Linked DNA regions of Homo sapiens: regions 1 and 3 are each linked to region 2. The links are chromatin contacts, found by Hi-C or POLR2A ChIA-PET in ENCODE. All regions are on one chromosome and are shown on one strand. The core of a region is the stretch at or near the end of the contact, and the rest is flanking DNA. Distances in the headings are between cores, read along the strand shown. Region 1 holds the start of PIGV (phosphatidylinositol glycan anchor biosynthesis class V). Region 2 holds the start of TENT5B (terminal nucleotidyltransferase 5B). Region 3 holds the start of SFN (stratifin).

Region 1 (2,700 bases), core at 3-2,502, 220 kb before region 2:
CAGTCACAAGTGTGTCCCCAGGCTTTGCCACGTTACTCACAGGCCTCTGGAGCTGAGAACAAGTGCGTGGCACTGAAAAACCTGGGGGAAGGGCCATGAAACTCCATTTTTTCCCCCTTCTCCAACACACAACGACTAAATATGATTTGCCTTTTCTCCACCTTGCACACAACAGATATCTGAAGGCAATTTAGGTCTCAGGGCCTGAAATGAGTTACAGAGTCAAGAGATACAGTCCCAGGCCCCCACAGACTGATGTGGGCTGGTCTTCGCCTGGAGAGGTAGCAACCATCTCTTTGTTCCCACCCACATGAGTAGCCGTTGCAGAAGATAAACCCCTCCCTGAGCCAGGCTGTGGCCAGAGGCTAACCCGGCCCCTGGCTTCGTTTGGAGGGCAGATAACTGAAACCACATAAGGCTTTGGAATCCTGAGAAACAAGAAATCCACCAACGGAGAAGGATTTATCATCTGTTTCCTTTAAGGAGGGTGCAAAGTTGTTCTAACAGTTTCCGTTACAAGGGTACAAACTGGCCGCTCCCCCCAATAGACGGTTTTGTTGAGTTCGCCTCTTTTTTTTTCTTCTTTTTTTGGCCCCACTTCCTATGAGAGAAACTGCTTGGGTGAGGGAGGTGAAAGGAGCCCTGGAGGGTGTTCTCTGAGGTTTTCTTCACCATCCTCATTAGCCACCTGAGGTGGGGCTGAGGACTAAAGTAGGACAGAAGGTCTCTGGTAGATAGAGGAGGGGAAAATCAGGGGGATCCCCCACTTTCTTCACACCCAGGACGCAGGGTGCCGCTGCCGGCCACAGAAACCCCAAGAATGTTTTTCTTTGGCTATTCAGAGGACATCTATTGTGTGTCAGGCCCTGTGCTGAGCTGTTGTTGCCTGACAGCAGGAAGAGCGCGGCTCTGGTTTCTGTGAAGAGGCTGCGGGTCAGCCTCCGACTACAAGAGCCTCGGCCCACACCGGGAACTCAGTGAACGTCAGCGGGAGCTGGGGCAAGAGCACTGACTCTGAGACAGCAGCCTCCGCTCACTATTTGAAGGCGGGGTGGCGGGGGGCCTTGAAGGAGAGCGAAGTGCGAGAGAACTCTTCAGGTGTCACCAAGGTGGGAAGGTGCTACGAGGCGAGGCGCCGAGCGGCGACCCCCATCCCGCTCGCCCGGAGTCAACATGGCCGCCGCGCAGGGAGGCGGGGCTGCTCCAAGTCCGGGCAGGAGCGGGGCGGGGACGCCGTCGGCGGAGCCAGCGCGCAGGCGCGGGCCGCGTGGGCCCCGGATGGAGGAGCTGAGGTTCGGTCCCCGCCGGGGAGGTCGGGACGGGCAGGGGCTGAGGACCCCGCGCCAGCTTGGGAGCCCTGGAGTTCTGGCGGGAGGGAAGCTGTCAAATGGAAGCCGGTAGAAATGAGACAGACGCCCGGAGAAGCGGGGAGCCCCGCCCCTCCGCCATAGCAGCCTCGGGCGCCGCCTCTTCCTTTCCAGCCTCCCGCCCTCGTCTGCTTCCGGCCCTGTGGCCTGGTGGGGCTCTGCAGGCTCCCTCGGGAGTGGTCCTTGGGCCGTGGCCCCTCTGGGGTGAGCGTGGATGATTAGTACCCAGAAGGGACTGTGTCCAAAAGGAGCCGGCCAGAAACGGGTTGCGGACACGGCTGGGCTGACAGAAGGCAGCCCCCACGAGGCCTTTGGCTCTGAGGACCCTGGGTCAGAGCGACTTCTCCAGCCTGCGCAGGGGGTGTTAGTCTTACCCAGAGGGTCCAGAGCTGCCGTTCAACAGGATGTCCCAGATTCTCAGATAGGGCCCAACTACCCTAAGCATACCTAGCAAGGGCAGGCTGCGGCATGGAAGTACTGGGCTAGGCGTTTGGGTGACCTGGGTCATAATCCTGGCTCGGAAAGGGCGCGTACCCTTTGGCGAGGGATGCGGGCTGGTACCGTGAGGTTTAAGAAGCAGAAAACATGACAGCCTCTTTAAGTAGCCCTGGGTACGTCACTTGACCCCAGTGAGCCTCAGTTTCCATATCCATAAAATGGCGATGGTAATTATACTAGCCTCACAGTGTCTGATGAGATCTCTGGAGCCTATTTATCTCACGGGAAAATTTTTGAAGAGTGAAACTAGTTGATCTGTAAGTGTCCTGCCAGTTAAGAGTCTGTGATTTGGCAAAGGGGTTGTTGGGAAGTGAGGTGGGCAATTAGCTGAGAGGGAGAATTGACTAGCTTTGTTTTTACTTGGTTTACCTGTAAGCAAAGTGTGGGCTACACACATCTGTAGTCGCTGAGGCTAGAGCTTGACTCGAGAGAGGAAAGGAAGAATGCAAGCATGGTCAAGTGGCAGAGGTGGGTTAGGTGCTTTTCTGATCCCAGCTTCTCTTCTGCATGCGCGTGGGAAGCCAAGGAAGAGGAAAAAAGAGTGAATTCGCCCTAGGATAGGGAAGGAGTAGCCGCGTGAGGTTGAGTATGCCCATTTCCGTGATTTCTCTCGATTCAGCGAGTCATACGTTGGAAACGTTTAGATTCACAAACTATCGTTACTGTCTGGGGCTTTCAGAAGCTTGCCTTTGAACCGAATTTTCGTGAGCCAACCGGTGTGGAATTGGGGGCCCCTCCCTTCCTCCAGGCCTCCTGGCGATGGAGTAAGCAGCAGGCGCCCCCTTGTGCCAAGGAAAGAGTACTGTTGCCATTGGCCAACTTGGCTCCCTTTCTG
Region 2 (2,700 bases), core at 47-2,546:
ATGGGTACAATAATGACCACACTGTGGTATTTCAGAACATGACAGCGTCTGGGCTGTACAGATGAAAAAGCAGTCTTGGGGTCGTTGAGGTTCAGATAAAGGGAAGAGTTGGAGGAGGGAGGGGCTGTCAGAATTCTCTTCTCCCTTTCCTCAGGAGAGAGAGGACGTGGGGCCTGAGGCCTGGGTTGGCCTTCATTTCCAATCTTGGGAAGGAGAAGAAACACCTAAATTGGTCACTTAATGTTGCCCTTGGGGGTGGGGTATCAGGTCTGACCTTCGGCTTAATAAATATTGGGCCACAACCCCAGCTGAGAGAGAGGGAGTCCCTGACAAGTTTTCTTGGCTTTTCCACGGGGTGGAGGGGGAAGGGGGGGTTTCTCCAGCAAAAGGCTGTAGGAGCACAATGGCAGAGGCTGCTCCTAGAACCTCGAGAGAGGAAAGGAGGGTGAGGTCCAGGGATGCCCAGATAGGGAAGGAAAAGCTATTTTGGACTCAAGCATGCACACTTACCCACCCAGGGCCACCTGGCGTCTTTTGTCCTTGCAGGCAGAGACAAATTCTTCCCCCAATGCCCTTGACATCCTCCTCCCCTCTCCCAGCCAGGCCCTGGGTGAGTGATCCGTGGGGAATCAGGGTTCTCCAAGAGTCGAGATGGAAAAGCCAGGTGGGGAAGGATTAGTAGATGCAGGGGGAGGTCTGGTCTACCATTCATAATGCTGTGCAATTGTTACAGCCATGTCCCCGTTCCTCAGTTTCCCTAGCTGTCTAGAAAGTCAAACAGACTACAAATGCCTTCCAGCCACGAGAGCCTCAGAAGGGATTCCCCCACATCCCCCGCCTGGCGTCCTCTCACCTGCACGATCTGCCGGGGCTGCACGCTCAGCGTGGGGAAGTTGCCGCGCCCGTGAATGGGAATCGGCTCGCTCAGAAGAGCGTCCAGTCGCTTCACCTGTGGCCAGCTCAGCCCACTCAGGTGCCGTCCGGGGAAGGCCGATAAGGCCTCCGGGTCGGGGCCGCCGCCTGCCGGGGCTGCCGTGGCCACCGCCGTGGCCGCAGCCGTCCCCACCTGAGCAGCCGCCCGGTCCCTGCGCTCAGCTCCGCTCTCCGACGGCATCATCCGCCCGGCCCCCGGGCCCCGACGGCAGAAACCGTGGGGGTGGTTAAGGGGAGGAGGACAGGGAGAGCGGCTGGGCAGGGGCCAAGGCGGGGGGCACGAAGGCAGGGACGGGGCGGCAACGACGGCGAGACAAAGCCAGGGAACACCTCAGACGGCGACGACTAACCGACCCTAGCGCCTGCAGCCCGCGGCCCAGCGGACTCTTATAGGCCGCGGGCGACGTGCCCATTGGTCCGGGCCGCTGCCAACAGCGAGAGCCGCCCCGCCTCTGAACGCTCCGGACACTGGTCTGTAGAGCTTTGCACGTGAGTCACTGTTCTCTAGGGAGATTCCGATTGGCTAGAGGGCACGCCCCTGCCCCGCCCTCCTTCTCAGGCTGAATTCCCTCCTTTGGTCCTTAAAGAACTTCTGTTCACTGTGATTGGCCCGGGCCTGGACTTAAAGGGACAGCGCCCACCCCGCCCCGCCAGGGTCAGGAGGGAGGGAAGTGACCTGCGGAGTTTGTAGCAGAGTCAGACCACTGAGAAATTCCAGGTTTCTGTTTTTTTTTTTTAGCGCTGGAAGAAATTGAGAAGTCACCTAGCCTTGTCCTGCTATTTTCAGAAGCCCAAAGAGATTGAGCCACGTGATCAACTCTGCACAGCACTGCTCATGCTCTGGCAGTTTTCCAGAGCCTAGGAAAGGTATAATAAACAACTCTGGGCCCGGCGCGGTGGCTCACGCCTGTAATCCCAGCACTTTGGGAGGCCGAGGTGGGCGGATGACAAGGTCAGGAGATCGAGACCATCCTGGCTAACACGGTGAAACCCCGTCTTTACTAAAAATACAAAAAATTAGCCGGGTGTGTGGCGGGCGCCTGTAGTCCCAGCTACTCGGGAGGCTGAGGCAGGAGAATGGCGTGAACCCGGGAGGCGGAGCTTGCAGTGAGCCGAGATTGCGCCACTGCACCCCAGCCTGGGCGACAGAGCGAGACTCCGCCTCAAAAAAAAAAAAATTAATAATAATAATAAACTCTGCATACCAAGGTAAAGGCCTTTTTTTTTTTTTTTTTTTTTTTTTTTCTCGAGACAGAGTCTCGCTTTGTCACCCAGGCTGGAGTGTAGTGGCGCGATCTTGGCTTACCGCAAGCTCCGCCTCCCGGGTTCAAGCAATTCTCCTGCCTCAGCCTCCCGATTAGCTGGGATTACAGGCATGCGCCACCAAGCCCGGCTAATTTTTTTGTGTTTTTAGTAGACACGGGGGTTTCACCATATTGGCCAGGCTGGTCTTGAACTCCTGACCTTGTGATCCACCCACCTCGACCCCCAAAGTGCTGGGATTACAGGCGTGAGCCACTGTGCCCGGCCCTAAAGTAAAGGCTTTCTAAGACACTGTTGATTGGCCTCGCAAACCACAGCATGATGAGCGTTGATGTACAGCATAGCCAATTTAGGGAAGGAGAGATCTGCTCAGAGAGGCTTTGTGATTACCCGACTGTCACACAGCAAACTAGTAAGGCCCTGGTCCTCAACCAGGGCTATAGAATCTGTGGTGCATGTTTTTTCCACTGTACCTATGCAGACCCAGCTCCTTTCTGGAGCTAG
Region 3 (2,991 bases), core at 135-2,634, 150 kb before region 2:
GCCCATAATCCCAGCACTTTGGGAGGCTGAGGCAGGAGGATCGCTTGAGCCCAGGAGTTTGAGACCTGCCTGGGCAATGTAGTGAGATCTGCTCTCTATTTAAAAAAAAAAAAAAGGAAAGAACAAGTAAACTTCTGAGAAACAGGCTGGGGGAGGCATCACGTAGCTGGAATTGCTGCCCCATAAAACAGAATGGTATGTGTCACTGCCACCTCCCTTTCTCAGTCCTCTCTCTCCCCAGGTTGCTAGCGTCCCCCCTGGGGGATCAAACTGGACTGCTTCCCAGCCTCAGACAGAGAGCAGTCTGAGTCAGGCAGGAAAGTGGGACAGCCGGGGAGCTGGACCCCACCCTCTGTGAGCCCCGCTGGTACCTGATGGCATGTGGCTTGGAGAGGGCAGGTGACCTGGCGTGGAGGGCCAGAGGGTAAATCCTCAAACAAGTGGCAACAGGCCACCAACTTGAAAGGGAAAATTGTGTAGTGATGGGAAATGTGTCCAACAAACCTACTGGGTGACTAATTACAAAGGCTGGGCTGGAGCTTCAGAGGCTGCTTGTTAAACACTTCATTAAGCGGCACTCTGAAAGCTGCCACCTGCGCATTCTGGGAGCTCAGAGGGGACCCTGAGGGGGAATGAGGCCTGGAGGATGGAACCATCTTCAGGTAGACTGAGAAGGAGCCTGGATCTCACTTCCAAACACAGTCTGGAGCTCATAGGTCAGAGGCCTCAATGGGAGAAAAGCTAAAGGAAGAGGGTGCAGAAAGGAGTTTCAGGGAATTGGTGGCTATGTGACTTTGAGCAAATCTCACCCCTCTCTGAGACTTAGTGTTCCCATCTCTATGGTCCTGTGTGTGTCACAGAGACATGGTGGGGATTAAATTCGATCGTGAATATGAAAGTGCTTGGGAAACTCCATGGCCCTACCTAAACATGAGTTATCCTCACCTGAACCAAGGGGGGAAGTTACCTGGCAGGATTAGGAACCCCATCCTCCTGAACCTTTATGGGCTCTGTCGAGGCTGAAGCAGCCAGGGGCTAAAGCCGTCCTTAGCCCCTGGAAGGGCACTGTGAAAGTGGATCTGATTTGAGAAGCCGTTTCCTGATGTGGGCAGCCATGTGATGCCAGCCCCGAACAAGAGGGGGCAGCCTGGAGCCTGGAAAGGTGCCAGTGCAGGTGGGGCCCACGCCCAGATTTCTCCTGCTGACTGTTCTGATGATTCACCCCCACATCCCAGCCTTTTTACCTTTACTGCAGAGCCGGAAAGGGTGTGGGGAAGAGAGGAGAGGGAGGCAGGTCTTGGGCCCTGGTCCCGCCCCCTGCTCCTCCCCACCCTTCTCTGGGCCTGGCCACCCAGCCAAAAGGCAGGCCAAGAGCAGGAGAGACACAGAGTCCGGCATTGGTCCCAGGCAGCAGTTAGCCCGCCGCCCGCCTGTGTGTCCCCAGAGCCATGGAGAGAGCCAGTCTGATCCAGAAGGCCAAGCTGGCAGAGCAGGCCGAACGCTATGAGGACATGGCAGCCTTCATGAAAGGCGCCGTGGAGAAGGGCGAGGAGCTCTCCTGCGAAGAGCGAAACCTGCTCTCAGTAGCCTATAAGAACGTGGTGGGCGGCCAGAGGGCTGCCTGGAGGGTGCTGTCCAGTATTGAGCAGAAAAGCAACGAGGAGGGCTCGGAGGAGAAGGGGCCCGAGGTGCGTGAGTACCGGGAGAAGGTGGAGACTGAGCTCCAGGGCGTGTGCGACACCGTGCTGGGCCTGCTGGACAGCCACCTCATCAAGGAGGCCGGGGACGCCGAGAGCCGGGTCTTCTACCTGAAGATGAAGGGTGACTACTACCGCTACCTGGCCGAGGTGGCCACCGGTGACGACAAGAAGCGCATCATTGACTCAGCCCGGTCAGCCTACCAGGAGGCCATGGACATCAGCAAGAAGGAGATGCCGCCCACCAACCCCATCCGCCTGGGCCTGGCCCTGAACTTTTCCGTCTTCCACTACGAGATCGCCAACAGCCCCGAGGAGGCCATCTCTCTGGCCAAGACCACTTTCGACGAGGCCATGGCTGATCTGCACACCCTCAGCGAGGACTCCTACAAAGACAGCACCCTCATCATGCAGCTGCTGCGAGACAACCTGACACTGTGGACGGCCGACAACGCCGGGGAAGAGGGGGGCGAGGCTCCCCAGGAGCCCCAGAGCTGAGTGTTGCCCGCCACCGCCCCGCCCTGCCCCCTCCAGTCCCCCACCCTGCCGAGAGGACTAGTATGGGGTGGGAGGCCCCACCCTTCTCCCCTAGGCGCTGTTCTTGCTCCAAAGGGCTCCGTGGAGAGGGACTGGCAGAGCTGAGGCCACCTGGGGCTGGGGATCCCACTCTTCTTGCAGCTGTTGAGCGCACCTAACCACTGGTCATGCCCCCACCCCTGCTCTCCGCACCCGCTTCCTCCCGACCCCAGGACCAGGCTACTTCTCCCCTCCTCTTGCCTCCCTCCTGCCCCTGCTGCCTCTGATCGTAGGAATTGAGGAGTGTCCCGCCTTGTGGCTGAGAACTGGACAGTGGCAGGGGCTGGAGATGGGTGTGTGTGTGTGTGTGTGTGTGTGTGTGTGTGTGCGCGCGCGCCAGTGCAAGACCGAGATTGAGGGAAAGCATGTCTGCTGGGTGTGACCATGTTTCCTCTCAATAAAGTTCCCCTGTGACACTCCTCCTGTCTCTCTTCCAGTTCTTGGCGATGGGCTGGGAGTGGGACTGGAATCTGACTTAGAGACCCTGACTTTGGACCTCTGAGTTAGGGCCCTGAACTCCCTAGGTGGCTCAGTGGCCCGCACGCAAGACTTTGAGTCCAGGTGAGGCCGGGGTCCGGCTCTCTCCATCACGGCGGCCCCAGTCAAACTGGACGGGACCGGGAGGGTCGGGTGAACCCACAGGAGGCGCCGTGGCTCCTCTGCCGGGCTGAGGGGAGGTGAGTGGGAGCCACGGCGCGGGAGGCTGACGAGCTCTGGT

What was found. A loop is a pair of places that touch in the nucleus more often than their neighbours do. ChIA-PET counts read pairs that join two places held with the same protein, here RNA polymerase II (POLR2A). Pooled maps may share reads with other maps.
Region 1: a loop to region 2 is called in a pooled map, with 2.7 times the contacts of the local background. The contact joins the promoter of PIGV here to the promoter of TENT5B in region 2. A Hi-C loop is called at or near these places in 1 of 50 pooled maps. POLR2A ChIA-PET finds 5 or more read pairs at or near these places in 2 of 52 experiments (A549 and T-cell).
Region 3: a pooled map shows a loop between it and region 2 (2.3-fold over the local background). The contact joins the promoter of SFN here to the promoter of TENT5B in region 2. A Hi-C loop is called at or near these places in 1 of 168 maps with a recorded cell type or tissue (PC-9) and 3 of 50 pooled maps. POLR2A ChIA-PET finds 5 or more read pairs at or near these places in 4 of 52 experiments (H1, HEK293, MCF 10A and 1 more).

The regions. Positions count from the first base shown.
Region 1 is chr1:26,786,698-26,789,397 of GRCh38, forward strand. PIGV (phosphatidylinositol glycan anchor biosynthesis class V) reads left to right here and starts at 1,253. Exons shown (of 4, transcript NM_017837.4): 1 at 1,253-1,571. RefSeq lists enhancers at 23-172, 693-1,132, 1,179-2,005, 1,693-1,892, 2,700 and a silencer at 1,183-1,392.
Region 2 is chr1:27,011,554-27,014,253 of GRCh38, forward strand. TENT5B (terminal nucleotidyltransferase 5B) reads right to left here and starts at 1,297. Exons shown (of 2, transcript NM_052943.4): 1 at 854-1,297. The coding sequence starts at 1,117. RefSeq lists enhancers at 543-1,196, 1,197-1,851.
Region 3 is chr1:26,861,765-26,864,755 of GRCh38, forward strand. SFN (stratifin) reads left to right here and starts at 1,385. Exons shown (of 1, transcript NM_006142.5): 1 at 1,385-2,692. The coding sequence starts at 1,449. The coding sequence ends at 2,195. RefSeq lists a silencer at 1,051-1,200 and an enhancer at 1,070-1,949.